Linked DNA regions of Mus musculus: all the other regions are linked to region 7. A link is a loop called in an ENCODE intact Hi-C map of the cell type or tissue named here. Cell type or tissue: heart. All regions are shown on one strand.

The links. Peaks named below come from ENCODE experiments on the same cell type or tissue, not always from the same donor. Only the 100,000 strongest peaks of a DNase experiment are listed, where the experiment ranks them.
Region 1: it touches region 7 in a loop (8-fold over the local background); 28 of 42 quality-filtered maps call a loop at or near these places.
Region 2: a loop joins it to region 7, with 3 times the contacts of the local background. A loop is called at or near these places in 3 of 42 quality-filtered maps.
Region 3: it touches region 7 in a loop (6-fold over the local background); 3 of 42 quality-filtered maps call a loop at or near these places.
Region 4: a loop joins it to region 7, with 6 times the contacts of the local background. A loop is called at or near these places in 8 of 42 quality-filtered maps.
Region 5: it touches region 7 in a loop (4-fold over the local background); 19 of 42 quality-filtered maps call a loop at or near these places.
Region 6: it touches region 7 in a loop (7-fold over the local background); 30 of 42 quality-filtered maps call a loop at or near these places.

Annotation. Positions count from the first base shown.
Region 1 is chr13:23,695,312-23,699,311 of GRCm38, reverse strand. H1f6 (H1.6 linker histone, cluster member) reads right to left here and starts at 3,501. Exons shown (of 1, transcript NM_010377.3): 1 at 2,767-3,501. The coding sequence starts at 3,446. The coding sequence ends at 2,817. H4c3 (H4 clustered histone 3) reads left to right here and starts at 854. Exons shown (of 1, transcript NM_178208.2): 1 at 854-1,228. The coding sequence starts at 863. The coding sequence ends at 1,174. In heart, a CTCF peak has its summit at 1,730 (motif pointing right); DNase peaks (open chromatin) are centred at 811 and 1,731; H3K4me3 peaks cover 2,252 bases; H3K27ac peaks cover 2,889 bases.
Region 2 is chr13:23,759,711-23,763,710 of GRCm38, reverse strand. It overlaps H4c1 (H4 clustered histone 1), which reads left to right and starts at 2,462. Exons shown (of 1, transcript NM_178192.2): 1 at 2,462-2,916. The coding sequence starts at 2,554. The coding sequence ends at 2,865. H3c1 (H3 clustered histone 1) reads left to right here and starts at 1,325. Exons shown (of 1, transcript NM_013550.5): 1 at 1,325-1,826. The coding sequence starts at 1,358. The coding sequence ends at 1,768. H1f1 (H1.1 linker histone, cluster member) reads right to left here and starts at 43. Exons shown (of 1, transcript NM_030609.3): 1 at 1-43. In heart, no CTCF peak of the experiment used is centred here; DNase peaks (open chromatin) are centred at 1,370, 1,680 and 2,350; H3K4me3 peaks cover 3,519 bases; H3K27ac peaks cover 3,791 bases.
Region 3 is chr13:23,528,574-23,532,573 of GRCm38, reverse strand. It overlaps H4c8 (H4 clustered histone 8), which reads right to left and starts at 1,530. Exons shown (of 1, transcript NM_153173.4): 1 at 1,096-1,530. The coding sequence starts at 1,459. The coding sequence ends at 1,148. It overlaps Gm11335 (predicted gene 11335), which reads left to right and starts at 1,646. Exons shown (of 2, transcript NR_167693.1): 1 at 1,646-1,897. n-TMcat9 (a tRNA gene) reads left to right here and starts at 2,155; the gene lies at 2,155-2,226. In heart, no CTCF peak of the experiment used is centred here; DNase peaks (open chromatin) are centred at 813, 1,543 and 2,093; H3K4me3 peaks cover 3,362 bases; H3K27ac peaks cover 3,371 bases.
Region 4 is chr13:22,039,827-22,043,826 of GRCm38, reverse strand. It overlaps H4c9 (H4 clustered histone 9), which reads left to right and starts at 2,465. Exons shown (of 1, transcript NM_175656.3): 1 at 2,465-2,867. The coding sequence starts at 2,504. The coding sequence ends at 2,815. H2ac11 (H2A clustered histone 11) reads left to right here and starts at 878. Exons shown (of 1, transcript NM_178186.3): 1 at 878-1,349. The coding sequence starts at 900. The coding sequence ends at 1,292. H2bc11 (H2B clustered histone 11) reads right to left here and starts at 629. Exons shown (of 1, transcript NM_178198.3): 1 at 169-629. The coding sequence starts at 597. The coding sequence ends at 217. In heart, no CTCF peak of the experiment used is centred here; DNase peaks (open chromatin) are centred at 796 and 2,456; H3K4me3 peaks cover 3,758 bases; H3K27ac peaks cover 3,392 bases.
Region 5 is chr13:23,736,727-23,740,726 of GRCm38, reverse strand. It overlaps H1f2 (H1.2 linker histone, cluster member), which reads right to left and starts at 1,920. Exons shown (of 1, transcript NM_015786.3): 1 at 1,196-1,920. The coding sequence starts at 1,878. The coding sequence ends at 1,240. In heart, CTCF peaks have their summits at 951 and 1,863; DNase peaks (open chromatin) are centred at 956 and 1,916; H3K4me3 peaks cover 2,507 bases; H3K27ac peaks cover 3,561 bases.
Region 6 is chr13:23,682,111-23,686,110 of GRCm38, reverse strand. H2ac6 (H2A clustered histone 6) reads left to right here and starts at 2,152. Exons shown (of 1, transcript NM_178189.5): 1 at 2,152-2,638. The coding sequence starts at 2,194. The coding sequence ends at 2,586. H2bc4 (H2B clustered histone 4) reads right to left here and starts at 1,912. Exons shown (of 2, transcript NM_023422.3): 1 at 1,490-1,912. The coding sequence starts at 1,879. The coding sequence ends at 1,499. In heart, no CTCF peak of the experiment used is centred here; DNase peaks (open chromatin) are centred at 1,420 and 2,010; H3K4me3 peaks cover 3,237 bases; H3K27ac peaks cover 3,569 bases.
Region 7 is chr13:23,620,569-23,624,568 of GRCm38, reverse strand. It overlaps H2bc6 (H2B clustered histone 6), which reads left to right and starts at 3,475. Exons shown (of 2, transcript NM_001177653.1): 1 at 3,475-3,653. It overlaps H1f4 (H1.4 linker histone, cluster member), which reads left to right and starts at 2,011. Exons shown (of 1, transcript NM_015787.4): 1 at 2,011-2,792. The coding sequence starts at 2,072. The coding sequence ends at 2,731. In heart, no CTCF peak of the experiment used is centred here; DNase peaks (open chromatin) are centred at 2,038, 2,858, 3,298 and 3,668; H3K4me3 peaks cover 2,837 bases; H3K27ac peaks cover 2,824 bases.

The DNA.
Region 1 (4,000 bases), 75 kb before region 7:
ACTGCTACTTACTCTTCTGCCTTTTTTTAAAAAGGGGGGCGGGGGTCGGATTAGCCTTGTTTTGACATCACTAATCATATCACAAGCTTCACCAGGACCTTGTAGACTTTGTAATGACCTTAATCAAGTATTAGCCCTGTACTGTAATTACCAGCTCTACAAAACACTTCTTCTCTTAAGGTGAGCAAGCCATGCTGTGATTAATAAGGGCTGGAAGGGAAACAAACTTGGAATCACAGCAGGTAGAGGATAACCGATAACCTAACTATTCTTTTGTAGACTTTCTCAGTTTTTATTAAAAAAGAGGATAGACGGAATCATTAGGTCTCTGACTCGAGATAGGGAATATGAAGTTTGCAGTTAGGGTGCTCAATTTGAGATGCCTTTTCAATGTTTATGTCTACCCAAACAAAACTGCCGGGAATAGATTAAACTTTACTGACATGGGACAGTCTTGGCATATTTTACCTCTGTTTTGGACATCTAACCTGAGTCCTCACAAAGAAACCATCAACTAATTTAATACAAGACAGAAATAAAAGCAAACGAGAAATGGGGATGTCTGCTTTGTGGAATGGCCCCAATAAGCCTTTCTTTCATGAGAAAGAATGGGGTCGGGGTGGGGAGGAGGGAATGAAGTTTTTCTGCAGGATTTAAATGTGGTCTTTAAGAGACACCGCATGCAAAGAATAGCTGGGGCTTGCTAGCCAATGAAAACATTCAGATTCCAATGACGCATCCTTTTTTCTCCACCCCCTTCCAAGACCCGGATTCGGAAACCCCGCCTAACGCTCTAGTTTTCAACCAGGTCCGCAGAAGGCCTATTTAAAGGGACGATTGCTGTCTCCCTGCTGTCATAACCATGTCTGGACGTGGTAAGGGTGGTAAAGGCCTTGGGAAAGGCGGCGCTAAGCGCCACCGTAAGGTTCTCCGTGATAACATCCAGGGCATTACCAAGCCCGCCATCCGCCGCCTGGCCCGGCGCGGGGGAGTGAAGCGCATCTCCGGCCTCATCTACGAGGAGACCCGCGGTGTGCTGAAGGTGTTCCTGGAGAACGTGATCCGCGACGCCGTCACCTACACGGAGCACGCCAAGCGCAAGACCGTCACCGCCATGGACGTGGTCTACGCGCTCAAGCGCCAGGGCCGCACTCTCTACGGATTCGGCGGTTAATCGACTAACAAACGATTTCCACTGTCAACAAAAGGCCCTTTTCAGGGCCACCCACAAATTCCTAGGAGTTGTTCACTTACCGAAGCTTTAATCGAGCCTGCTAGGTAGTTTAAGTGTTATTCTGTCCTATACTTATGTGGTGGGTAGTAATTATGCCATGCAGCCGAATATACCCTGTAGGTTTAACTGGGTAATATAACAAGCCCATAATTTTGAACTGTCAGAAGTTAATACTGAACGAACTGTTTTAGAATTATTTGAAGGTTTTCCACTGATCGTGTCACTTCTCAATCCACTTTTGATACCGGTCATTTAAGAGCTTATTCCCTTCTGGAGCCATCTAGAAGCTCAGGAGAGAGCAGGAACCATTGTATCTAAGCAAGGCAAAGGCTGATTACTACAGAAACTGAAGACGCTTAGCTGTTATTAATTGTATACCATTAATAAGGCCTAAGTACACATAATCTATATTAGGGACCACCTAATGGTATGTTTATATACAGTTTAGTTGTGCAGTGGCTTGATAATTTAAATTCTTGTGGGTGTGCCATGTTTGCCATCTGCCACAAGAGGGCGGCGTTATTTCCAGGAAGTTGGAGTCAGAAGCTGTTGTGAGCCAGCTGTTGTGTATTCTGATATACAAACTTCTTTTAAAGCATTAAGTGTTCTTGACTGAACAATCTCTCAAGCCACCTTACTATGATCTTTTGTCATTCCTCATACCAATGCCTAAAATAGTTTAATGTGAATTTAATATTTGTGGCACTCCATAAAACTTGATCACTTTAAAAGATGAGTTATTTTTGTTTTTTGTTTGTTTTGTTTATGTTCTTCAGCCCAGACTTCCCCAGTGCTTTTTTTTGTTATGTTGGGGCATTGAACTCAAACCCTAACATTTTCATAAAGAAGTCCTTAATTTTTAATATGGTTTTTGTCATTCTCCTGAAGCCTACATGCTATTCTCATAAAATACATAAAACATTTCAAAAATAACTGTTAGATCAATAGTATTGAACTATTTTCTAAAAGTAGAACAAAATTAGATCTTTGTTGACACATCGCACAACTGCAAAAACTTTAGGGTTTTGTTGTTGTTGTTGTTGTTGTTGTTGTTCTGTTTTTTTGCTAACTGCTTGCTTTATTTTTTTATCCATCACTGAGGAAATCCTAAAAATACAACTCAAGAAAAATAAATATAACCTCTAGCTTAAGCACTGAATATCTGGGTTCATAGTGGTCCTTTGAAAGCCTGGATGCCAGTTACTGCTGTTTGAAAGAGTAAGTTCAGTATTTTTTCAGAGTGGAAGCTCCTACTGGCGTTATCTCTATCTCCTTTGATATGAGGGTGTTTCTAGAATGAAATACATCCATTGTGTATTTCAATGGTGACTTTTATTCTAGAATAAAAGACATTGTGTGTTTCAATGGTGACCTTTATTCTGGCGTAAAGCCACAAATACACAACCAAATTTGGAAATATTCTACACATAGGGACCCTAGGATTCTACTCTAGGGTTTCAACGACAGGTCGACCTGAAGTAACTGCCCACCTTAACTTTGGTTCAAAGTGTTTGGCCATTTTAAGAAGTATGTAAGTGGCTCTTAAAAGAGCCTTTGGGTTTTTGAAAACTGGCTTTGAAACTCACTTCCTCCCTGCTGCCTTCCTCAGATCGGTCTTCTGCATGACCATTTTTGCCTTCCCAGAATTGGGGTTTGCTGCCCTGGCTTTGGCGGGGCTTTTACGTTGCTGCACGCCCTTGGCCCCTTTGGTCTTCCTTCCGCTCCCAGAAGCTTTTGTGGGCGTAGCCTTTGGCTTCTTGACAGCCTTGGTCTTGCTACTCTTGGGAGATCTCGAGGCCCGGGGCAAGCCCATCTTCTTAGCCTTGGCAGAAGCAGATTTCTTGCCCTTGCCCTTGTCGTTCCCAGAAGCCGCCTTCTTACTGAGCTTGAAGGAGCCTGAGGCGCCAGTGCCCTTGGTCTGCACCAGGACTCCTTTATTCACAAGTCTCTTGAGGGCCAGCTTGATACGGCTGTTGTTCTTCTCCACGTCGTAACCAGCCGCAGCCAGGGCTTTCTTCAGGGCAGCAAGGGACATTCCTGCCCGTTCCTGCGATGTGGAAAGGGCCTCAGGAATCAGCTTGGAAACTGAGAAACCCCGAGGTTTGCGAGCAGGGGCCAGGCCAGGCTTTTTCCCTCGCCTTTTAGATGAAGGTTTCTCCTCCACAGGAGCTGGAACAAGGGTACTTGAGGCCGCAGGAGCCGTTTCCGACATGGTCAAGAGCTGGACAAGAACTACACCAAGTGAAAACTAAAGGAGAGCCAACAGTGATGGGGTAGTGGGGGCGTGCGGGGGGGGGGGGCGCTTATATAGAGCAGGGCGCGCTGTGATTGGTGCATCCCCAGGTGCCTCCCCCGCCCCCGGAGGAGGGGCATTTGTGTTTCTTTTCCCCCCAAAAGTAGAATCTTGCATATCTGCTCACTGCAGAATTGCTCAGGTTATGACACCAGGTGACCCACGGGGACTTAGATTCCACGCGACTTTTTACCCTTTGTTGACAAATGTACCTGCATGCCAGAACTAGTGGGAAAAGTCCTTGATTTTCAATCAAATTCAAAAGGAAGAAGAAAACTTTCTCTTTTCTTTGCTAACTCAAAAGTAACTTTTAGTAGAAAATGTATCCAACATCTTGGGAGGGGTCTTCTACATATGTGGCTTCTATTTAGTGAAGAAAATCAATTATGCAGGCCCTAATTCTCACTGAAATTATTTATATACGTGATGGAAGTAACACAGATGTCTTGACTGTCTCACTGTGGAATTAGACG
Region 2 (4,000 bases), 140 kb before region 7:
TGATGAATAAACAACAGCTATACCCAAGACGAAGAAAAGAAGTAGAAAGACAAGGCCCCTGCACGGAGTATTTATAGAGCAGTGCTGTGCTGTGATTGGTGAATGCTAACGCCCGCCCCCTGGACCCTAAGGCCCCGCCTCCCGTGCGCCTGTCTGCCTGCAAGATTTCAGAAACTAACTCCTTTGCGATTCCACCGACCTAGCTTCGTGTTTTTGCAGGTAGAGGAGGCGGCCTCAAAACTTCTCCGGCTGGCTGCTTGAGGTGGAATTTCAACCACAGCAGATTCTCCTTGTACTCTCCTGTTTTATCATCAGAAAGTGGTAGATGCCTATCAAAAAGGAGCTCAACTAGTGAAAGGTGGCTGTAAATTAGTCAATTAAAACCCAGAAAGCCAGCTTGTGGGCCTTCTCTGCGGGTTTCAGTATTGATTCTTGGCAGTAATGGGAGCAATGTATCGTTACTTTATATTTTAGTTATGCAAGAGGCTTAGTGTTCTTTTAAGGAGTGTCAGCTTGCGACAGTGATTTCATATTGTGAGCCAGTAGTGGCTCAAATAAAAAGAGAAAAGGCAGGACACGACTTTTCCCAGGATATGCAAGTACACAATAGCTCTGGGAAAGTCTTGCCCATTTTTTTTTTTAAAGAATTTAAAAGTGCAATCCTAACATGGTATGACGATTTCTATAGTTTATAGTTAAAAAATTGTTTTCGAACGTATCAGTGATATCTGGCCAAAAATGCGTGAAAGTATTTTGAAAATTCAAGCTCCAAATGCAAGAACTCAAAGCATCCATACAAGTACAGCCATTTAATGAAGAAATGCTCAGAATAACCCGAGTCAGACGTCTGTACTTTTACTCCCATGTTTCTCTCCATTTCTTTACAGTGTGGGTTGCAACAAAATGGAGACTTTCCACGCAAATGAAGAGTTCTAAATCTGCTGTTTTAGTGGCTATTTACGAAAGGCAGTAAACCAATCAAAAGGTAGAATCTGGCCTACTCTCCTTCAATGTAGAAGTCACATTGTTACATTTCAATAATGAAGATAACAAGATTGTTCTCTATTCTTCAATGCCACTAAGTCCAAGCTGCAATGTGTTTGGAAGCAGATGTGCTGTAGAAGATAACAGTCACTGGAATTTTATTCCATTTACTTTAAAACACACACATACAAAAATAAGTACCGCGGCAGACTACCTTAGCCTCAACTGCAGTTCTTAAACATAAACCAATCAGAGTCTTAAACGTCACAGATAACCAGTATTTTCATCCAATCACTATCCTTTGCATACTATAAATAGTAGTTCTGAACTCACCATCTCCAAGTGCTCACCAGCTTGCTTTCTAGTTTTTGCTATGGCTCGTACTAAGCAGACCGCTCGCAAGTCCACCGGCGGCAAGGCCCCGCGCAAGCAGCTAGCCACCAAAGCCGCCCGCAAGAGCGCCCCGGCCACCGGCGGCGTGAAGAAGCCTCACCGCTACCGTCCCGGCACCGTGGCGCTGCGCGAGATCCGGCGCTACCAGAAGTCGACCGAGCTGCTGATCCGCAAGCTGCCGTTCCAGCGCCTGGTGCGCGAGATCGCGCAGGACTTCAAGACCGACCTGCGCTTCCAGAGCTCGGCCGTCATGGCTCTGCAGGAGGCCTGTGAGGCCTACCTTGTGGGTCTGTTTGAGGACACCAACCTGTGCGCCATCCACGCCAAGCGTGTCACCATCATGCCCAAGGACATCCAACTGGCCCGCCGCATCCGCGGGGAGAGGGCGTAATTGTACAGTTCCGTACAGTTCTACGGAATTAACCAAAGGCTCTTTTCAGAGCCACACACGATTTCAAGTAAAATGGCTGTAATTTACTCCATCCTTAAACGAACCTATATATTCCCTAGTGTCTATAACGGTGGATATTCCCCAAAACTTGAGTTTATAACAGCCCAAAGTTGATATCAAGTACAAAATAGGTCAACTGATTGTCTGGTTTTACCCGTGGAATATGCGTAAAGTGTACAGGTCGGATCTCTGACGTGACCTACTCGCAGGCTTTCGGTCCTTATAGGGCTCCGATCCAGAGAGGGGTCTGTGATGTCACTTTTCCCGCCGTCCGGCTTTCGGGGCGGGGCTGATGGGCGAGATATGTGACATCACTTTCCCGCCGGCGCGCTTTCTGGTCGTGACTGAGGGGCGGAATTTGTGAAGTCACTTTCCCGCCGGCGGGCTTTTGCGTCTTTCCCGGCATGGCTGAGAGGAGGGATCAGTGATGTCGCTTTCCCGCCGGCGCGCTTTCGGGTCTTGGCTGAGGGGCGGGGTTTGTGATGTCATTTTCCCGCCGGCGCGCTTTCGGGGCATGGTTGATGGGAGGGATTTGTGACGTCACTTTCCCGCCCGGGCGCTTTCGGTTCTTTCCCGCCAGGTCTTATTGGCGGGGTTTATGACGTCACCGTCCGGCGGGCGGGTTTTCGTTTGTGTGATTCTGTTGGGGGTGGGAGATCAAGGCCAAGCAGCTATATAAAGGACCGACTCTCAGCTCTGACTCCATTTTCCATTCTTCCTAAGACATGTCGGGTCGCGGCAAGGGAGGAAAAGGCCTGGGCAAAGGCGGCGCTAAGCGCCACCGTAAGGTTCTCCGCGATAACATCCAGGGCATCACCAAGCCCGCCATCCGCCGCCTGGCCCGGCGCGGGGGAGTGAAGCGCATCTCCGGCCTCATCTACGAGGAGACCCGCGGTGTGCTGAAGGTGTTCCTGGAGAACGTGATCCGCGACGCCGTCACCTACACGGAGCACGCCAAGCGCAAGACCGTCACCGCCATGGACGTGGTCTACGCGCTCAAGCGCCAGGGCCGCACCCTCTACGGATTCGGCGGCTAAGACTTTTTTAATTTGTATTTTCTAACCAAAGGCCCTTCTCAGGGCCGCCCACATTCCCTGAAAAAGCGCTGTAATACTGAACCACCTAACAGCTTGGGCATCTCAGAATATAGAGAAATTGAGTAAATAAACCTTGAGTGCCTTTGGAGAATTGTAAGGTCAAGTTTGCACCATTTTCTTGGAAAAGAAATACTGCCTTATTAAGTGTGCGCAGCTAAACTCTGTTCCTTGAGGAAAGCCTGAGTGAGGGATAGGAAAGCAGTTAAGCATGGTTCTCATCTAACCACATTAAAAACGTCTGTAAGTCCGGGCGGGGTTCAAGTAAAGTCCATGTAAGGCAGAACTAAACATTCCTCATAATTCTCAACCATTTGCCCTGAGATGTGGCCTTTTTGCCAACAATGCAATGGCAAAAATTGTTTTTTGTTTTGTTTTGTTTCTCTTTCTCAGAACAGGCAGAGTCCCAGCGGATTCATGTCTTAACATGGTGATTACACAACTAAGATAAATGGCATTGTATTTGAGAACTCTAATGCCGTGTAAGTATAGTAGCTTCCATTTCATGACCCCCTTTACAGCTTCACCCCGTGGCCAAGGTTGGTAAAGGCAGGGGTGTTCTTGGAATAGCTTCCTGTAGTCTGATTTTTGTTAATGTGATTGGCCAGTGTAGGCAGATTGAGGAAAGCTGCTACAATTTTGGGGTGAAGCAGTGACAGTTTGAGAGCACAGGTGAAGGGGATGTGAGCTCACTTTGTGACTGAAAATAGGAAAATAACTTTTCCTGCAATGAATGGCCTAGACAACTTGATCCTTCACCCAAGTTCTAGCATTACTGTTTACCACCACACCCAGCTTGCTGGCACTTTTTTGCCTTCCTCCTCCATCTTCATCTTCTTGTGGTTTTGTTGTCTATGTATTTTTTCTTTCGATTGTCTTTATTTTAGTCATCATTTAAAAAGGAGAGTTTTGAACCTCATCCTGTCGCTATTAGCTAGGTCTAAGTATCTCTCCTTGATTTGGGAATTCCTGTTTTCCAACCGTGAATTTCTGGTAGAAAAATGAACTATTCAGCATAGCTTCATCTTAAACTAATGCATATAATTCATGGATAATACATCCTGGAAAGTTTCAGGAG
Region 3 (4,000 bases), 92 kb after region 7:
ATCCCAGCACTCGGGAGGCAGAGGCAAGGGTATATCTGGAGTTCGAGGCCAGCCGGGTCCACAGAGTTCAAGGGCATCTAGTGCTACCCAGAGAAACACGGTCTCAAAAAAGAAAAAGAAAAAAAAGTGGTGGTGGTATCATGATGACGATGACGAGAAACAGTCAGAAGGCTGAACAATGAGGAAAAGTATTTCTGCAAAACCTGTTAAGCTGAGTTGGATCCCTCGGTGGAAGGAGACCCAAAATCCTGTAAACTGTTCATTCACCTAGTAACACACACAAAGTGTTAAATAAACATCACATTAACACCCTGAATTTCTGTGATTTCATAGTATAATCATACAAGTAGATTGCTGGCCATGAAGAAAAGCATCTTTTCTGTCGAGTTTTTCTTTTGACTTTTGGGGGGTTTCTTTGTTTTCGTTTTGTTTTGTTTTTGGAGACATTTAGCCCCAAACTTTCGGTGTACAGTACTCTAAAATCTTATCACTCTTGGCTGAAACCAAATTCCTGAAGATACACTTAGACCACATCGAAAATATCAAAACTGCCTATACTGACTTAGATTTTATTAAAACATCCATCACGAATGCACTCCTACATGTTAACAATCGGGACGTTCCCATAAAGTTGCATATTAGAACTACCAGTTTTTTAATACTTTATCTAATGCCCAACCTTAATGAAACATTCCTTTTTTAGTAAACACCTCTCCACCGTGAGTGCCAGAAAAGCCCACACTGCATGGGTCTCCAGGACACGCCGGATTTCCGCAGTCTGCGCAGACGCTCCAAAGCACAGAAACAGCCAACCACCGTCGGTGCTGTGCACTCAGGCCCGCCCCACGCTCTAGTCCCAAACTGCGCAGCCGCTAGCTCTCGCGCTTTGTCCTTGCAACCTGCACCATATAAACAAAAAACTTTATACTTCCTACTTCAATAAATGCACGCTGCCCGAATATAATTTAAGAATTTGCCAACCTGGATTGTAAATACCTGAATAGTGAGTCGATTAACGTACTTACACAACGCTGCTAACGTTGCACAATCATTTCAAAACGTAAAACACATGTTCGCTCTTTTAATAAGAAAATGTGGGCGGCCCTGAAAAGGGCCTTTGGTTTTGTAGGTCAGAAGCAAGATTCGCTTAACCGCCGAATCCGTAGAGGGTGCGGCCCTGGCGCTTGAGCGCGTAGACCACGTCCATGGCGGTGACGGTCTTGCGCTTGGCGTGCTCCGTGTAGGTGACGGCGTCGCGGATCACGTTCTCCAGGAACACCTTCAGCACACCGCGGGTCTCCTCGTAGATGAGGCCGGAGATGCGCTTCACTCCCCCGCGCCGGGCCAGGCGGCGGATGGCGGGCTTCGTGATGCCCTGGATGTTGTCACGCAGCACTTTGCGGTGGCGCTTGGCGCCGCCTTTGCCAAGACCTTTACCGCCCTTGCCACGACCAGACATGGTGTACTTGCTGAAGAAAAAACCTCAACAGAGTGGAAGGCACAGGCACATTACTTATATGCAGTGTTTTCGGACCTGATTGAAGACTGAAACCCCCTGCAATGGCCCCGCCCCTGGCATGGGCAATGCCTAGTGACGTCACCAACGTTCGTTGTACTCGCTCCTTGAGCTGGGTCCTTTGTCCCCATTCCGGACTTCCCGGCCATTTTAACGAGTTCAGACTAAACAGTTTCTTTAGCAATACATATTTGTCACTTGTAACAAATTTAGAAAGACAGGAGATCTTTGGTGAGCCAAGCGATCACAAATACTGATGTGGAGGTCTCGCTTCCCATGTTTTTATTTTCGGCTGTAAAGGACTAAACACTGGAGAAAATAGCACCATTTCTTCCACTATCTCGACTTAAGGACAAACCTGATCCCAAACTCTTCGCGCAGGTAAATGCGTGGTTGGTCACTAAGACGCGCTGTATTGTTTTCTCCTTTGTCGAATTACTTACTAGTATGTTAATGTTTACTGATCTAGTCCAAATTTTGCTTTCTCTTTGACTCATTAGCGACATTATTCCCAACAAATATTAGCCTTTAGGTAGACAAAAATTAGAAGGTGCCTTCCTGCAGGCCTTTGTATGAAGTAGAGAAACACCAACTGCAAATAAAGTTAAGTATAATATTTTGAAAGGCTCTCTTTAAGTAGCAGAGTGGCGCAGCGGAAGCGTGCTGGGCCCATAACCCAGAGGTCGATGGATCGAAACCATCCTCTGCTATCTGGACTTTTTTTTTTCTTTTTTCCCTCCTCCTAAAGTTAAGTTCGTGAGGTAAATCGATCTCTGCAAAACGGAACTGGAACTTTTACATGGACGCTCAAGTGGTAACTCATGTGTTCTCTTGGTAATAAGTCAGATTTATTTTGCCCAATAAAACCTAAAATCACTACACGAAGGTGAATACAAGTGTAAGAGTGGAGGAACAGAGCTCAGTTTCTTCTATACATAATTCATAAAGCCTTATTTTTCAAGGGTCTGGTGGTAGGAATACATTCATTGATCAGTCCCTATAGATATTCTTTGCAATTACTAGAGTCTTAATCTTGACAACAATAGGTAGTGTTTTGAGAAAAGTGTGTGTAGTTAAGGGAGGATGTGGGGGTCTTCAGTTGAAGTCTGACTGAGAAAACCACTTCTGCTACCGACATTAGTCTCCACTTTCACAAAGATAAATCTTTGCTAAGCTATTGCTATTCTCTACGCTTATTTTTCAAGTTTTGTACTCACTGTCTTTTTTTATTTCTCTCACAGTAAAGATTCCTGTTCAAATTTTATATGTCACACTGTCCTAGAAGTTAAAACACAAAAAAAACATAGTAAGTAGTCTAGAATCAGTACAGATATTTTGGGTTACTTTGTTTTGAGTGACCTTGAAATGCTCCTCTTGCCTCTGCCAACAAGCTGTACTGTGTCTTCTTAAAATAGTTTTTCACTGGATCAGAAAACAGAAATCCAAAGGCCTCTCTCCTGTTAGGCTGTAGAGATGGAAGACTTTATTTCTTCTCAGAGGGGGTTAAAGGTAAAGATCAGCCTTTTTTTTTTTTTTTTTTTTTTTTGCTTCAAACCAAAAAAAAAAAAAAAAAAGTGAAAATTTTTTTTAAGAACTACTTTATGAGCTGCAAGAATAAAATTGATCTCAGCCCCATAACTACCCACCAGTTCAGTGACTTGGGGAAGTCCTTCCGTAACTACATGCGTGTGTAGTTAGGATTACAGGAAAGACTACAATACAGGAAAAGACTGTCACGAAGGAGAAGACTGGAGAAGGCTCTCTTGTCCTCTCCTCCATGGTGTCAGACATCCATCACTCCAGCTGAAAGCCACAGGAGTGTGCATCAGCTATGGCAGTCTAGTACTGTCTGTTCAACAGGAGTTCGAATAGTTCCAGGGAACTGGTTGCCTGGTGACCACATGCTTACTGGTCATAAATTAAATGCTACATTAAGTACACTGCCAGCATGGGTCACAGTCACTCCCTGCTTCAGGGATGGAGAATAAAATTACTACCCAGGAGCTATGAGGACATTCCCGAATTGTCATTTTCAGTGTATGGCTAAGGGTCATTACCATGGCCCTTACCCACAGAACTGAACATTAAATAGAGAAGTTCTGCTCCCATAGCCTTGCCCCAGTGTTATGGAGTGTGCAGCCACTGGGGAAAGACCATACAGTCAATCTGATTATAATTACAAAGTGCAATACATACAATCTCTGAGCTAACTGTGAGATTGCCATGAAGGAAGGCTATGGGAAGAGGAGTTTCAAGGGGGAAAATAACAAGACCTTTAATATCTATACAAGCAAGCAAAAGCTGTTCTGTTCTGCCAAGTCAAGTGGTTAAGCCAACTCAATGCCATCTTTGGGTATCTGTGTAAGCCAGTTACAGAAGCAAAAATAATAATAATAGTTAGTCATATAGTAACAAACAGTCACACGGGGCTCTTCAGTTTTAGAACAGGTCACTGAGACTTATCTTCCAGGCAAACAGCTAGAG
Region 4 (4,000 bases), 1.6 Mb after region 7:
ATGGTCTAGGGGTAACAACTACCAACTAAAATTAAAGGACAAAAAAAAAAATTACTGTAATGCAAAGTAACTACCCTGTATACCAGTATTCAGATACCAACCTGGCTGTGGTCAAACGCCAAAAACATAAGTTAGCAGTAGACATGCAGCAGCTCTCTTTAAAAATTGTGCGTGGCTCTGAAAAGAGCCTTTGGATTTGGTGTCAGCCTGGAGCGCTCACTTGGAGCTGGTGTACTTGGTGACGGCCTTGGTGCCCTCCGACACCGCGTGCTTGGCCAGCTCCCCGGGCAGCAGCAGGCGCACGGCCGTCTGGATCTCCCGGGACGTGATGGTCGAGCGCTTGTTGTAATGCGCCAGGCGGGACGCCTCGCTCGCGATGCGCTCGAAGATGTCGTTCACGAACGAGTTCATGATGCCCATGGCCTTGGAGGAGATACCGGTGTCGGGGTGCACTTGCTTCAGCACCTTGTAGACGTACACCGAGTAGCTCTCCTTGCGGCTGCGCTTGCGCTTCTTGCCGTCCTTCTTCTGGGCCTTGGTGACGGCCTTCTTGGAGCCCTTCTTCGGGGCGGGAGCGGACTTCGCAGGCTCAGGCATAGTGAAGCAGGACCTCTACGTAGAGCTATACCACAGAAGCTGATCGGCTCTTCCCTTTTAAAGAGGCCTTATTCAAATAAAGCTTAGGAAAGCAAAATGATGATTGGGTGATTGGTTTGATGACGTCATATAGGCTTTGGCCCAATCAAAATACTTGTTGCTATAATCGCTTTCCATTGGTCTAGATGAAAAGAACGCAGCCAATCCCGAACGTTCCTTTTCGCGCCCAGAGAAAACTATAAGGACCAAGCTCTTGCTCTTTGGGAACGTACAGTTGTCACTAAGGCTGTTTAATCTTTACAATGTCTGGACGCGGCAAACAGGGCGGCAAGGCTCGCGCCAAGGCCAAGACCCGCTCCTCCCGGGCCGGCCTGCAGTTCCCCGTGGGCCGCGTGCACCGGCTGCTCCGCAAGGGCAACTACTCGGAGCGCGTGGGCGCCGGCGCCCCGGTCTACCTGGCGGCCGTGCTGGAGTACCTGACGGCCGAGATCCTGGAGCTGGCGGGCAACGCGGCCCGCGACAACAAGAAGACGCGCATCATCCCGCGCCACCTGCAGCTGGCCATCCGCAACGACGAGGAGCTCAACAAGCTGCTGGGCCGCGTGACCATCGCGCAGGGCGGCGTCCTGCCCAACATCCAGGCCGTGCTGCTGCCCAAGAAGACCGAGAGCCACCACAAGGCCAAGGGGAAATAAAACCCTTTATACAAAGCACTGTTGATCGCCAACAAAGGCTCTTTTCAGAGCCACCTAACCTTTCCTAACAAGGGCTTAGCACTTAGCTTTCTGGAAAGGAATTGAACAGACTCACGGGCATAGCGCCGTAGGTTTCCTTTTTAGCAAGTTAGGCTAAATTCCAGTTTGTCATTAGTAACTTGTTTTTGCACTGAATGGAATGGAATGGAATTAGAATGAAAACATTTTGTGGCCGTCTATAGTTAATGAGCCAGCGTCTATATTCATAAAGTCAGTGCACAAGGAAAACTAGGCCACCACATCTTTGGCACTGGTTTGGGCGGGCTGTCCCTAGAGACTCAATATTAAGTCACTAAGTAGGATTAGGCCTTAGGTTTCTTAAAGGAGAGGGTTTGTATAGTGTGCATCTCAGCAAGTAGAGTCACTTTTCCCTTGTGTCCTGTAGAGCCATCCTCTACCTCCCGTGTAGTTTTAACATTGTAAACCTCAGGTAAATACACTGTAAAATCTGGTTTCTTTGAGACTTCTAACTGGAGTTCCTCCAGCATTTATAATCTTTTGTTACCTTAAATACATAATTTTGTTTAGTTTTCCTGTGCTAGAATTATTTCTGGACCTGTGTGACTTAAATATTGAACCATGTGTTTAATCCTAACAAGCCTTTAATCCTAGCATTGGGGAGACAGAGCCAAGTGGATCTCGAAGTTCGAGACCAGCCTGTTCTACAAAGCTACTATCACATTAGATACATTAAGGCGACTGTCACAAGATAAATGAGAACAGAAATAACAGCAGTTTAAATGGTTCACGTACTAAAACACTGTAGAGGTTTTTTGTTTTTTTGGGTTTTTTTTTTAGCTGTGTGATTCCATTAGTGATTTTTCTCACTATCTTATTGATTCATTAAAAGATATTCCAAGTATCCGCAAATAAAGGGAGAATGACGAGATCTGCTTCTTTTCCACTTACATCCTATACAGTCTTTTTCTTGTTTAAGAATGTGCCACATTAAAAGGTGGAAGAAACTTGTTCTTATATAAAATGAATGAGCCGCTAGGCTCCTGGGCTGCTGAGCGCCCCTCCCCCGCCCGCAGGCACTTCCGCCTGACGTTTCTGTTTTCACTCCGGTCCGCAAGTTCCCTATAAGAGGGACCGGCCTTCTCCACAAAGCCATCTGCTTCGTCTTAGAGCAGTACAATCTTGTCTTCATCATGTCTGGTCGTGGCAAAGGAGGAAAAGGCCTGGGCAAAGGCGGCGCCAAGCGCCACCGCAAAGTGCTTCGGGACAACATCCAGGGCATCACCAAGCCCGCCATCCGCCGCCTGGCCCGGCGCGGAGGAGTGAAGCGCATCTCCGGCCTCATCTACGAGGAGACCCGCGGTGTGCTGAAGGTGTTCCTGGAGAACGTGATCCGCGACGCCGTCACCTACACGGAGCACGCCAAGCGCAAGACCGTCACCGCCATGGACGTGGTCTACGCGCTCAAGCGCCAGGGCCGTACTCTGTACGGGTTCGGCGGTTAAGCTGCTCAGTTTCTTCCAATGCTACTTAAAGGCCCTTTTTAGGGCCACCACAAAATCAAAAGAGCTAAGTTGCTTTTCAGTGTTCTTTTTGTCCTGGAACTCTGTAGACCAGGCTGGCCTTGAACTCAGAAGCCTGTCTGCCTTTGCTTCCCGAGTGTTGGGATTAAAGGCGTGCGCCACAAGACCTGGCCAGTGTTAAGCTTTTGTAGAACTATTTACTGCAGACTTAGGGGAATCCCAATAGAGCCTTCTGCTTGGGACAGAAGGTTAATTTTCTCGGGGGATGAAAATAGTGTATGAACTCAAACTAGATGTTTGGTTTGGCTGGATTGGGCTGTATGGAGGTTCTGTTTACATTAAAAGTATTCTATGCTAACCAATGGAAAACAGCTGGTTTTTTACCCTTATCTTGAAAATTGCATCCTCGTTCAGTCCATAATTGGGATTACAAAGGCAAAACCACTGGGTGGTTTTGCACGCATTTAGTTCCAGTAGGCAGACACAAGGCTGGGCTGGTCTATACAGAGAACTACACTGAGAAACTCCTGTCTTGAGAAAGAGTAGTTGGGGTTACAGGGTATTTGGTCACTACCATAGACTACTATGATTATTAATCTCTCAAGCTAGTAATGGTAGTAGTTTTAGAATGGAGAATTTGGAACAATTGGCAAACACTGAGCCAGTTGAAATTGCTTGCTTGTTTGTTTGCTTTCCCAGTCCTTCAGGGTTGTGAGGAGCTTACCTGAGACATGTGTATCCTTTATATTTATTTGTTAAAAAACACGTTATCGTTGCCTACCCCATTTTTCCTGTTCAAGCCCATTTCACTGACCACTCCTTTAGTTGCTTATTTCAGAAGAATTTGAATCCTGCCCTAATGTTTTGAAGTCACCTCTGCTCTTTAAATGTCAAATAATACAGTCTTTGTTTTTGTTTTGTTTACCCTGGCTGTGCTGGAAGGCCTCCTAAAGGATTAAAGGTGTATGCCAACACACCTGGCTTGTGTGGCTTTTAACAACAAAGACAATGTGGCATGTGACTAAAAAAAGCAAATGCTTAATTGTGCTTTATTTTCGTTAGTTTTCACTTAAGTGCTAGATTCAATCAACTGATTAATATTATGTTCAAAACAATTTAGTTACATAATCTGAATCTCATTGGAGAACTCTAAATTTAAGAGCTCAA
Region 5 (4,000 bases), 120 kb before region 7:
AACCTATGACAAACATGAAATAAAAGCTGGGAAGAATCGAGAGAGTCGGTCCCGAGGGCATGGAATTGGGAAGATGGGTCTATTTATCATGCTCTGTACTAAAACAGCTGTTCGCTCATTTAAAGTGAGGGCTCAAAACACTGGGAGAAAACGGATTTTTACTTTCTGATCTGGCTTTCCCACGTTAAACACTTAGGTCACTGAAATCAACACTGGATCCACTGAACAAATTTCTGGTTTAGGTCTCCAAAAAGCACGTTTCACATCTCACTATAGGGTACACCAGAAATATGATCCAGGCTGCAACAAATCAGCAATCTGAATCTCTCAAAGACTGTGGGTATGAAAGAGTCCAACAGTGAATGAAAACTAAACGCTTTTTATTAGAAGCATACACTTTCAACAGATAGCCAATTTAACATTTTGGATTGTACAAAGCATTACCAAGAAACCTCAGTATTCATACAAGGTCAATCTTCAGTGACGACACACACGTATAAAGCAAGCGCTTCGGGAAGCTGAGGCAAAACAAAGTTAATCTACAACTATGCTGATCAAAATAAGGCAAAGCAAGTGTAATTGGTAATGGTAAAAAACTTGAAAAAAAAATGGCTGACAAAAGGTTGTGACGCAGTTCAACCCACAACTCCATCGCTGTGGCAAACAAACCGAAAGTACGAGAAGCAATCGTCTCAGTCCCGAGTCCAACTTAACTGTGCAGGCTAGTCGTTCCGGCAGCTACCCCATGTCTTTAATATTAAGGAAGGCAGTTCGTTGGCGCCAGCACCCCACCTTCTCCCAAACTTCCAGGCTAACCCCCACAAGAGGCTGAGCATAGAAGCCACCTACAAGCCCCGGATGCGTTTCTCCAGGCAGGAAGCTCAAACTTCGGGATGGCGCCCAATCAAACGAAGAACTAGAGTCCTGGGCCGGAGTGAGCCAACCCACAAGCAGGGCGGAACTTTCAAATCACCTTGCAGTCCAATACGAACTAGCGCCGAGGGTTGCTTTCTGCTGCTGACAGCCGTGGGAGGGTGTTCCAGCCCATAGCACTTCCTGAGCAGCCCAGCACAAACAAGTCTAGGTGGGACACGCAACCCCACCCATCCCACCGGGGGAGCGAGTGCTGCCGGGATCGAGTCCCTTGCAACCTTGCTTCATTAATCACACAAATGTCACAGCTCTTAAGTGGGAGTGGTGGCTCTGAAAAGAGCCTTTTGGATTGTTAGGGGAGGCAGCCTACTTTTTCTTGGCTGCAACCTTCTTGGCCTTGGCAACCTTGGGCTTGGCAGCCTTTGGCTTTACGGCTTTAGACGCGCTCTTGACCTTCTTGGGCTTGGTGACCTTCGCCTTCTTTGGGCTCTTGGCCACTTTCTTGGTCACAGCCGCCGCCGCGGGCTTCTTCGCCTTCTTCGGGGTCTTCTTGGCCGCCTTTTTGGGTGTGGCAGCACCAGTCGCCTTCTTAGGCTTCTTGGCTGCTCCCGCGGGCTTCTTCGCCTTGGCCGCGCCTGCCTTCTTAGCCTGGGGTTTGGCCTCGCCAGAAGCCGCCTTCTTGTTGAGTTTGAAGGAGCCGGAGGCACCGGTGCCCTTGGTTTGCACCAGGATGCCCTTGCTCACCAGGCTCTTCAGGCCGAGCTTGATGCGGCTGTTGTTCTTCTCCACATCGTACCCCGCGGCCGCCAGCGCCTTCTTGAGCGCAGCCAGGGACACGCCGCTGCGCTCCTTGGAGGCGGCCACAGCCTTGGTGATGAGCTCGGACACCGGGGGTCCGGACGCCTTACGGCGCACCCCGGCGGGCTTCTTGGCGGCCTTCTTTTTGGCAGGCGCCTTCTCCGCAGGGGGCGCGGCAGCGGGGGCAGCAGGAGCAGCCTCAGACATGATGAGTCTCTGGAAGTCAGGAACTAGTGGCAGTACGCCGATAGAGTAGCGCGGGCCCGGCGCTGTATATATAGAGCGCAGGCGCGCGCTGATTGGTGCTCCAGCGGCCTGCCTGGCAAGCTCTGAGCAGCCGCGCTGCGCCCAACTTGTGTTTGTTACACTTCACAAAAAGGAGAAAATATTAAAATATCTTGCACCAAATCTCTCGAGTTTGGTCGGTAAAGGATCCGAGAAGTCTCAGGCTTCAGGATATATGTTTATTTTTTCCTCATCCCTAAAGACAACGCGCCTAGGAGTCCCTAATTCCCCCAACTCCAAAGGAAGTCCGGGGTAGATAGAGACCACTTTCTGTTTTTCTTCTAAATTACCTGGTCGCTCCTTTGCCCTTGAAAGTTCTTTTTCTCAGGGATTATAGAGCACATCCTTCCCTTAATTTAGGGACAAAAATGAAACGATTTCCGCCTAAATTTTCACAATTATTCTGTTTCTTCGCAAGGGAAGTAACACAAGTCCTTAGTGACTTCTGATTACAGACCCACCACAACTATGGACTAGGACTGGGATTTCCAGTATAAAACACTTGGGGTAAATTGAGAGGGGGTTCATAGGCCTTGGGGGTGTATAATGTGGTGGGGGGGGTTAGGACTTAAATATCTGATTTAAAGACACTGACTTTAAAATGCTTTACATTGGTGGGGGCGGGGCACCCCATTGACTTCTATAAAGGGAGACCTTGGGCTATATTTTTAAAGCTCCTGGTTCCCCTCTGAGTTTTGCAAGGTAGGGGTCTAGCTCTGAAGAATAAAGATAATAAGAAGGGAAAGGAACCCTAAAAGTCTATATGAGCCCTCCTCTCCCCCAAATGCCAAATTAGAGTCTTTGAAAGATCTGTTTTTAAAGTGATGAGGATTTAGTTGCTTATTTGGCAGCAATACAGATATAAGTTTCAGTGCACGGGAATTCTAATCTAGAAAATAGTTTGTCTTAGTACAGGAGGACCTTCTAGACTTGGAGACTATGAGATGCAGATGTCAGTAAACTTACTGGCTTTCCAAAGGTTACCTTTGGCATAGATTTGAACAAGCTAAATATTTGAAATAGAAAATGTAACCAATTTTACCAATAAGATAAGAGACAAGATAAGTACAAATTATCATGTCATCTATAGTGGACAGCTGTATGTCATCTCTTCTCAGTTCCTCGGAATATGGCAATCTGCATTCTAGTCAACTTTGCTTTGTTAGCTTAAGGTTTTCAGCTTCATATTTCAATAACTACAACATGGTTTTGTTGTTAGAGAAAATACAAGATAAACTCTCTGCTAGTATAATTAATACATGGGGCAAAGGAAGTTCCCCTAATTTTATCAGAAATCTCTGTTTAAGTATATGTCTACATAAAAACATGTGATGAGTTTGTCAGCACTAAAGCGTGGTAAAGTCCCAAGGTTATACAAATTGAGTTCAGGGATGTTTGTGAAACAAAGCATATTTTATAAGACTGAGAATGGCCGCGTGGTTTCACGTAATAACCTTAGTTTAGCACTTGCAAGCAGCATCTCCTAGGCTTGTGTCCTCTGGGAATTAACAGCCTAATGGGATTAGGGATGGACTAATTGCTAGCAATAGAACCACTTTAAGAGTTGCCTTCCTGTGTGGACTTTGAAATGGGAATTGCAAGGCATTATTGAAAGTACACAACTCAAGCACCTTCGTCATACCAATATGCTTCAATGAAAGAAATGAGAACATGTCACCTTGCTCTGATTACGTGGGAAATGAACGAATGTCCTCCTCATCTGATAGTTGTCCATCTCCCCCAGGAAAATAGCTGTGTGTGATCTAGCTCTCCAGTTTGCTCACTTTCCTGTCACTGTAAATTGTCAAATTATTTGTAAAATCCTAGATTTGTTCATTTGATTGTTGTAATTTTTTAACTTATAGCCTTTCAAGCCGAATCAATCAAATCATAGCTCTTTAATGCAATTAACTAATAAAGCTTGCCTGGTGTAGATGCAAATTCATTGCTTCCAATAGAAAAGATAACCCTGAAAGTTATGTTTGTATTGTACAATAATAAATTATATCTCTAATTTTTGAGGATTCATTCAGCTCTCATTCTT
Region 6 (4,000 bases), 62 kb before region 7:
GAATGTCGAGACAAGATACTGCTGTTTCACTGATTTCTTCTTGCTCTTTCTCTCGCTCGCTCTTTCTCTCTCTCTCTTCTCTCTCTCTCTCTTTCTCTCTCTCTCTCTCTCTCTCTCTCTCTCACACACACACACACACACACACACACACACACACACACACAGAGCAGAAGGGGGGGACCAAGAGACAGAGACATAGAATTTGGAAGGAGATTAAAAAAGGACAGGCCAAACAAAGAAACAACATGAATCTCACCAAAGGCAGAAGTGAAAAAATCACCAATGATTTGCTGGTCAAATGAAAAGTATCAATCTACTTCAACCCTGGAGCCTTTTATACACTTCTGAGCCTGATTTGTGGATTTTGGCAACAATTCAACCAAATGCGAACCAGAAAAAGGAGAGTTGTGCAAGAACAAAGCTGCAGCACTAAGGAGACATAAGGCGGCAGAAGGCTGAAAAGGTTCCCCACACTGCTAGCTCATAATGTAATCCTAAACCATATCTAGGCACAGCTTCTAGAAATAAATGATGTAGATGATAGCATGCTGTTAACTTCTGTGGGGAAGAGAGCAAGTGTACTGTTTCTTCGAACAGGCAAGACAAAGGCTTAGATAAGTGGGGCCGGAAGAAGCGAGCCAGTATTTATGGCCAAGTTTGTTCAGGGGGCAACTAGGGTGATGGAAATATTCGCCTTTCATTTGGACAAGCAGAGGACTAAACTCCGCTAATGACTCTGAAGTCCTTATATTTTGAATTGTTAAGTCAACAGACACAGCAACGGCGTTCGTTTTGGGATTTCTTGCATTAAGTCCTTCCAGTTCAGCCTCTCCCCACTGCTTGCTTCGGATCTTCTCATTTCTCTAAACTTTCACGTCACTTGGACTATGAAAATTTAGTATGGCCAAAGTACGGTAAAGTGATACATTTGCATTTGCATTTGAACAATTCAGTTCCGTCTTTTACCAGAACTTCAATGCCGTAAGTTTGACAATTCCAGGTCATATTTTAGAATACTCTACCAAGATACTGGTCTAAGATTTCATGCTAGATAGCTCGGTAATCTGATATTAAATCTACAAATGAAAAGCCTGTCCTTTGTTACAGACCCCTCATGTTTAACATCAGTCTTGGAGCCACTTCTTTCCAAAGTAAAACCTACAACTTATAAAAGACAAACTTCCTAATGGCAACAATTATCCTCTTCAAAGTCTGTCACTCCTGTCCTACAACTTTGTTCTGATGGACTCAAGTCCGCCTCACCGGAAGTGACGTTTGCAAGGCTTTTTTTTTTTCTCCCAACAAAATGGTTGTAGCTAAATGTAACCAAGACTGAAATTAAGCTAAAAGTATCCCACTGCCTTTAAGATTTATAAGCACCTGTCATCTGCTTCTGGGTAAAACTGAACGCACTGTTCTACCACAGCTCTCTCTTTGAGAAAGTGGGTGGCTCTGAAAAGAGCCTTTGGAATTCGCTACGGAGGCTTACTTGGCAGGATCACTTGGAGCTGGTGTACTTGGTGACGGCCTTGGTGCCCTCCGACACCGCGTGCTTGGCCAGCTCCCCGGGCAGCAGCAGGCGCACGGCCGTCTGGATCTCCCGGGACGTGATGGTCGAGCGCTTGTTGTAATGCGCCAGGCGGGACGCCTCGCCCGCGATGCGCTCGAAGATGTCGTTCACGAACGAGTTCATGATGCCCATGGCCTTGGAGGAGATGCCGGTGTCGGGGTGCACTTGCTTCAGCACCTTGTACACGTACACCGAGTAGCTCTCCTTGCGGCTGCGCTTGCGCTTCTTGCCGTCCTTCTTCTGGGCCTTGGTCACGGCCTTCTTGGAGCCCTTCTTCGGGGCGGGAGCGGACTTCGCAGGCTCAGGCATCTTCGGATTTCCAAACACAGGAACCTCAGTGTGGGCTGGGAACGGACTTCTCCTACTTATAGGGCGTTTATGCTAATGAAGGATTTCGAACCAGTCTCAGCTAATTGGAAGAAGAAAAAGTAGTGGGTTCATGGGTGGGATTATGCAAATGAAGTTTCCAGAAGCAGATTTTCTATTGGCTATATCAATGAGCTCACTTGTAACCAATCAAGTAGTAGCGTTTACTACCCAGGAACCTACTATAAAAGCTGCCGCGTCTGTACAGTCTTGGTAACTTGTTTTTACTGTTCTGTTACTTACACAGCACTATTACTATGTCTGGACGTGGTAAGCAGGGCGGCAAGGCTCGCGCCAAGGCCAAGACCCGCTCCTCCCGGGCCGGCCTGCAGTTCCCCGTGGGCCGCGTGCACCGGCTGCTCCGCAAGGGTAACTACTCGGAGCGCGTGGGCGCCGGCGCCCCGGTCTACCTGGCGGCCGTGCTGGAGTACCTGACGGCCGAGATCCTGGAGCTGGCGGGCAACGCGGCCCGCGACAACAAGAAGACGCGCATCATCCCGCGCCACCTGCAGCTGGCCATCCGCAACGACGAGGAGCTCAACAAGCTGCTGGGCCGCGTGACCATCGCGCAGGGCGGCGTCCTGCCCAACATCCAGGCCGTGCTGCTGCCCAAGAAGACCGAGAGCCACCACAAGGCCAAGGGGAAATAAGCAACAGAATCTGCGGAAACTTCAAACCCAAAGGCTCTTTTCAGAGCCCCCACTTTTTCAAAAGAAGAGTTGAACAGGATACTCTATTGATAATTTCTACCCTAATCTGGTGGGCTCTAGATAGTAACGACTGGTCTTGATTGTTAACAGTTTTAATTACTTGGGAGTATTTTTGTAGAGTAAACTTTATTAAGATTGGTAGTACCCCCTAGAATTTGATAGATTGGGCAGCTTAAAGTCAAAGGTCTCAGAACTTCTGGTCTAAGCCGAATACTAATGTTTGTCAATGTAAGCCAGCTGAAGGTTGTATGTTTTTAGTACTATAAGCCTACCACCTACTCCGTTATGTCCGACCATGAGTCTGTGTTTGTCCTCATCTGCTGCAGGAGTTTCTCTGATGATGGCAGCTCATTCTAACTCACATGCAGGTAGTCATGGAGTTCTTATGAATTACCAACGTTATCCATTTTTACAAAAATTTTACATTTTAAAGCAAGCTCCTTGGTTGTTCCCAGATTTCGAATCTGTTCTTGGCTGGCTTGGCTGGCCGGCTGGCTGGCTGGCTTGCTTTTAGAGACAGGGTTTCTCTGTATAGCCCTGGCTGTCCTTGAACTTAGATATTTGCCTGCCTCTGTTTATGGAGGGCTGAGAATAAAGGCAATGCACAACCATGCCCATTGGTGTGTGTGTGTGTGTGTTAACCAGAAATTAGTGCTTGCAGTCTTACTGATACTGGAGAACCCAGGCAGCTTCTTCCTCCTTCCCCAGCAGTTATTCTAAAAGAAAAATGATCGGATGCCCAGAAACTGTGAAGATAAAGGGCTGAGGAAAAAATCACATTGACTCCCCCTAGGAGAAAAAAAAAAAAAAAGTTCTATGATCATACCACCTAAATGTGACTGATTGTAGAAGATAAGCAGTGTCAGGCCTAGTTGACACTCCGATGGGAGGCCACGTAGGAATATTGGGTGCTGTGGGCTTAGAAAAAATAAAATGAAAATGAAAAAGGAGTTTTCTGAGTTGTTTGGGTTTGGGAGAAACGGATCTCATGAGACCCAAGCTGCCTGGGTACTTACTACATAACTAAGACTGGCCTTGGACTCCTGAGGTTTCTGCCACCATTTCTCAAATGTTAGGAGTACAGGCATGAGTCAACATGCCTTGCTGAAGAAGAATGGCATTGTTTGTTTATGCTGGGTCCATTATACCTCAGGCTGCCCTCAAACATGCTGGGCAGCTGAGAATGACTGTGGACTACTGAAATCTCTTGCCTCCGCCCTCTAAGTGCTGGAACTATAGTTGTGACTACATGCAAGCTGGGCTTACGAAGTCTGATATCACTGTGCATAGCTACTACTGTTTGGTCAGGAGTCCAGCTCGGGATTCCTTCAAGTTTGAGAACCTGGATCCTTGG
Region 7 (4,000 bases):
CATTATTTAAAAAAAAAAAAAGTACCTGATTTAATGATAGGCAAGGTTCATTGCCTTCTCTGCCAAGCAAGCAGTTTAAGGGGAAAGCATAGAGGACTCGAATTGTCTCGAAATTCAGGGAGTTTAATCCCTGCCCCCATCTTGAACTCAATGAGAAACAAGAAACCAAAAAAAAGATATTGGAGAGCAAATACTAATGTGTTCTACCATTTGCAGGAAGTTTTTTTTTTTTTGTTATTAACAAAAAGGGGTTAAATCCCCACTTTTCAATATCAAACACCCATACAGTTTCTCTGCTCTGGCTCAGAGTTTTAATGAATACCAAAGTTTGCATTTGTTAATACATGAAGGTGAAAATATACATTATAGCATAGAAATACTGATAATATGAATCACTTTTATATAAAATTCATCATTAAAGATAATACCACAAGATCTTAAAAATGCCTCATGGACACTGTGTTGAACTGCTGAGTTCCTCTGTTTGCATTGCTTTTGTGTGTGGAGGTTTAGGATAGTAGAATTGATAATGTGATGTTAGAGACAATTGTATCACAAAACAAAAGCCATCACATTATACTATTGTATAACATAACATTGTATCTTACACTATTGTAAACATTGTATCTTATACTATTGTATAATATACTATTTTATAATATAACAATGTATCTTGTCTCTGTAGTGGGAGTCTTGTAATTTCTGAATATAATTCCAACCAAACATCCCAGAAATAATTACTGACACTGGATTATCATTGATCTCCTAGTCGTTACCTTGGTTGAACAGCTACATAAATAAAACAACCCATTTAACACCTTCAAGGCATGTCTTTGAATCTGTTTGAATGTCTTCTCAAATATGATTCTAAGATTAAATCTTAACCCCTCATTTACCCTGAGGAGATCCACGAAACATTATTCCCATGTTTCCATAAGGAGTAGCCATATATGGAGAACAGCTGTTCAGTAACGGGGCTAGGATTCTGTAACGAAGGCAGTAGAGATGTTCTGAGCTATATTTCTCATGTGTGTTTCTCTTGATCAATGGCTCAGTTATCTAGTTTTAATATACCACATTACAATTTAGTCCTAAAACATGTCAGAAGAACTATGCAAGACCCAAGAGAAATTCCTCAAAGTAAATCCCACCTTCATTTCCAAAGACGTTGAAAACAGCATTTATATGTTTCTTGGAAATTAGTCATTTTTATGTCTGCACCATAAGTATGTTTTGTACTCTCCCCCGACCCCAGTACTCTGAATTTGAGGTACCTCAACCCAAAGGAGTAGTTTGTCCAGAGAAATAGAAAAGCAACAGCCCCGCCCCCAACCCATGGGAACAGAAAGAAAAGAATTATACTAAGAAATTATTTTAAAACTTAGGAGAAGCGGCAGAAATAAAACCATAGATATATAGACTCATGGCCTATGAGAGAAGAATTTAACTCAAAATGGTAAATAATCTGTTAAGCATTGAACTAAACCAGTTTGATGAACTCAAATGCCCTCTGCTCAATAGGCAGGACTCTCGGAGGAGCCTGTGTTACTTCCTTCACTTAAGTGCAGATTTGTAATAAAAATCATAATGCCAAAGGCAAGGTTTTGGGCTACACAAGAAGCTAACCACTTGGAGAATCGTCTTTGATGGGTCAGAAAACTGTACAGTCCAAGATCAGTTTATAATTTACGAAGAAAATAGAAAGTTTTGTTTCTCTGAGTTGAAATTTGCTGAACACCGCAGGAAATATTGCAAGTTTTTGGCAGAAGGCTTAATGCTTTGCTCACTTTTTGAGATGTGCATGAAGCCCGAGACTTCGGGGAACATTATTTTTTAAAAATCGGGCAATTCGATGTAGGGAATTTTGACATTTTTGGCTTTTTTTGAGGTGTAACAAACACAACTCCGCATCTGAGAGGACACTCCGCGGCTGCCAGCGAGGCGGGCTGGACAGCGCACCAATCACGGCGCAGCTCCGCCCTATATAAACGGGCGGGCGCAGCGCCGCGGCCCGAGTCCTGGCCAGTCCCTCTGCTTCCGGCTCGAGTTCTCTCTCCTCACACGCTTCGCCATGTCCGAGACCGCGCCTGCTGCGCCCGCCGCACCGGCCCCCGCCGAGAAGACACCCGTCAAGAAGAAGGCCCGCAAGGCCGCAGGTGGCGCGAAGCGCAAAACCTCCGGACCCCCGGTGTCCGAACTCATCACCAAGGCTGTGGCCGCCTCCAAGGAGCGCAGCGGCGTGTCCCTGGCTGCGCTCAAGAAGGCGCTGGCGGCCGCGGGGTACGATGTGGAGAAGAACAACAGCCGCATCAAGCTCGGCCTGAAGAGCCTGGTGAGCAAGGGTACCCTGGTGCAGACCAAGGGCACCGGCGCCTCCGGCTCCTTCAAACTCAACAAGAAGGCGGCTTCCGGTGAGGCTAAGCCCAAAGCAAAAAGGGCAGGCGCGGCCAAGGCGAAGAAGCCTGCGGGCGCAGCCAAGAAGCCCAAGAAGGCTGCGGGGACAGCCACCGCCAAGAAGAGCACCAAGAAGACTCCAAAGAAAGCGAAGAAGCCAGCTGCAGCTGCAGGAGCCAAAAAAGCTAAGAGCCCGAAGAAGGCAAAGGCAACTAAGGCTAAGAAGGCGCCCAAGAGCCCTGCCAAGGCGAAAACGGTAAAGCCTAAAGCGGCCAAACCAAAAACCTCCAAGCCTAAGGCAGCTAAGCCAAAGAAAACCGCAGCCAAGAAAAAGTAAATTTTCTTTGGCCAACTGCTTAGAAGCCCAACAACCCAAAGGCTCTTTTCAGAGCCACCCACAACTCTCAGTAAAAGAGCTGTTGCACATTCACAGGGGGTGTGGTTAGGGTGGGAACAAACCTTAGTGGGCTGAGCTTAGCAGAGGAGGCTGGGGATATGTGGGTGTGCGCAATGGTGTTAACTCTAGCTTAGCTATCTGAAGGTCTGTACATAATCTCCTGTATGTGTGGTGGTGGTGGGTAAGTTCATATCCCACAAGTGACCCTTAGAGACCATGGGAATGAAGTAGTTTACTCCCGGCTGCCACGTCGATAACTTTTAAGGGAGATAGCAGAATGATTTAGAGATAGAATCTTAAGCATTGAGCGATTCAGTGCGTAAAGAGCAGGATCGATGTCCTGACAACCCCACCCGCATCTCATCTCAGTTCTGACTGCTGAAATCAAGCATACAAACCCAACTAGAGTACTTTTTTTTCTGTGTTCCCCCATGTTTGATAGCGATCGTGCTTAAATAGGTTAGCTATAGCAGATTTGTGCAGTTTAATTCGTACGTCCCGATTGGTGAAAGCGAAGTGACAAGACAGCCAATGAGACAGTAGACCTTCAAGTGTCGTTTACGTTCCTGTTCGTGACGAAACACTAAAACTAACCCAATCCTGAAAGAAATCTTATTAACCTCATTTGAATACTGCGTAATGTAAATGAATGTGGTGTTAACTGGTGACGGAGTAGGTATTTTACCAAATGTTTAGTGTGCCCAAGGGAGGGAGTTAAATTTTACACAATCCCTGAGCTGGCGAAGTCCGAGCCTGCCCCACAGAAGGATTCTTAGAAGCTGCCATCAACAAACAGAAGGACAAGGAGCGCAAACGCTACTGAAAGGAGAGCTTCTAGCAAGTGTACAACGTGCTGAAGCAGGTGAGCCCCAACATGAGCATCTTATCCAAGGCCATGGGCATCAATTACATTTTAAAGCACATTGCCTGCATCGTGCCGCATTACAAAAAGCGAGTAACCGTCATATCTCAGTTGATCCAGACTGCCATTCTCCTGCATTGCCCAGGAAGCTGGCAGAGCACCAAGCCTGTTACCAAGAAAACAAACCAAGTGCGCATTTGCACGAATGATTTCAAGGACTTTAAAGAGCCAGGCATTCTTTCAACAAATGAGTTGTTGTTGTTTCAAGTATCCTTAAACTTAAAACTATGCGGTTTTTTGGTTTTTGTTTGTTTGTTTGTTTGTTTGTTTGTTTTTTCTCAATCTGT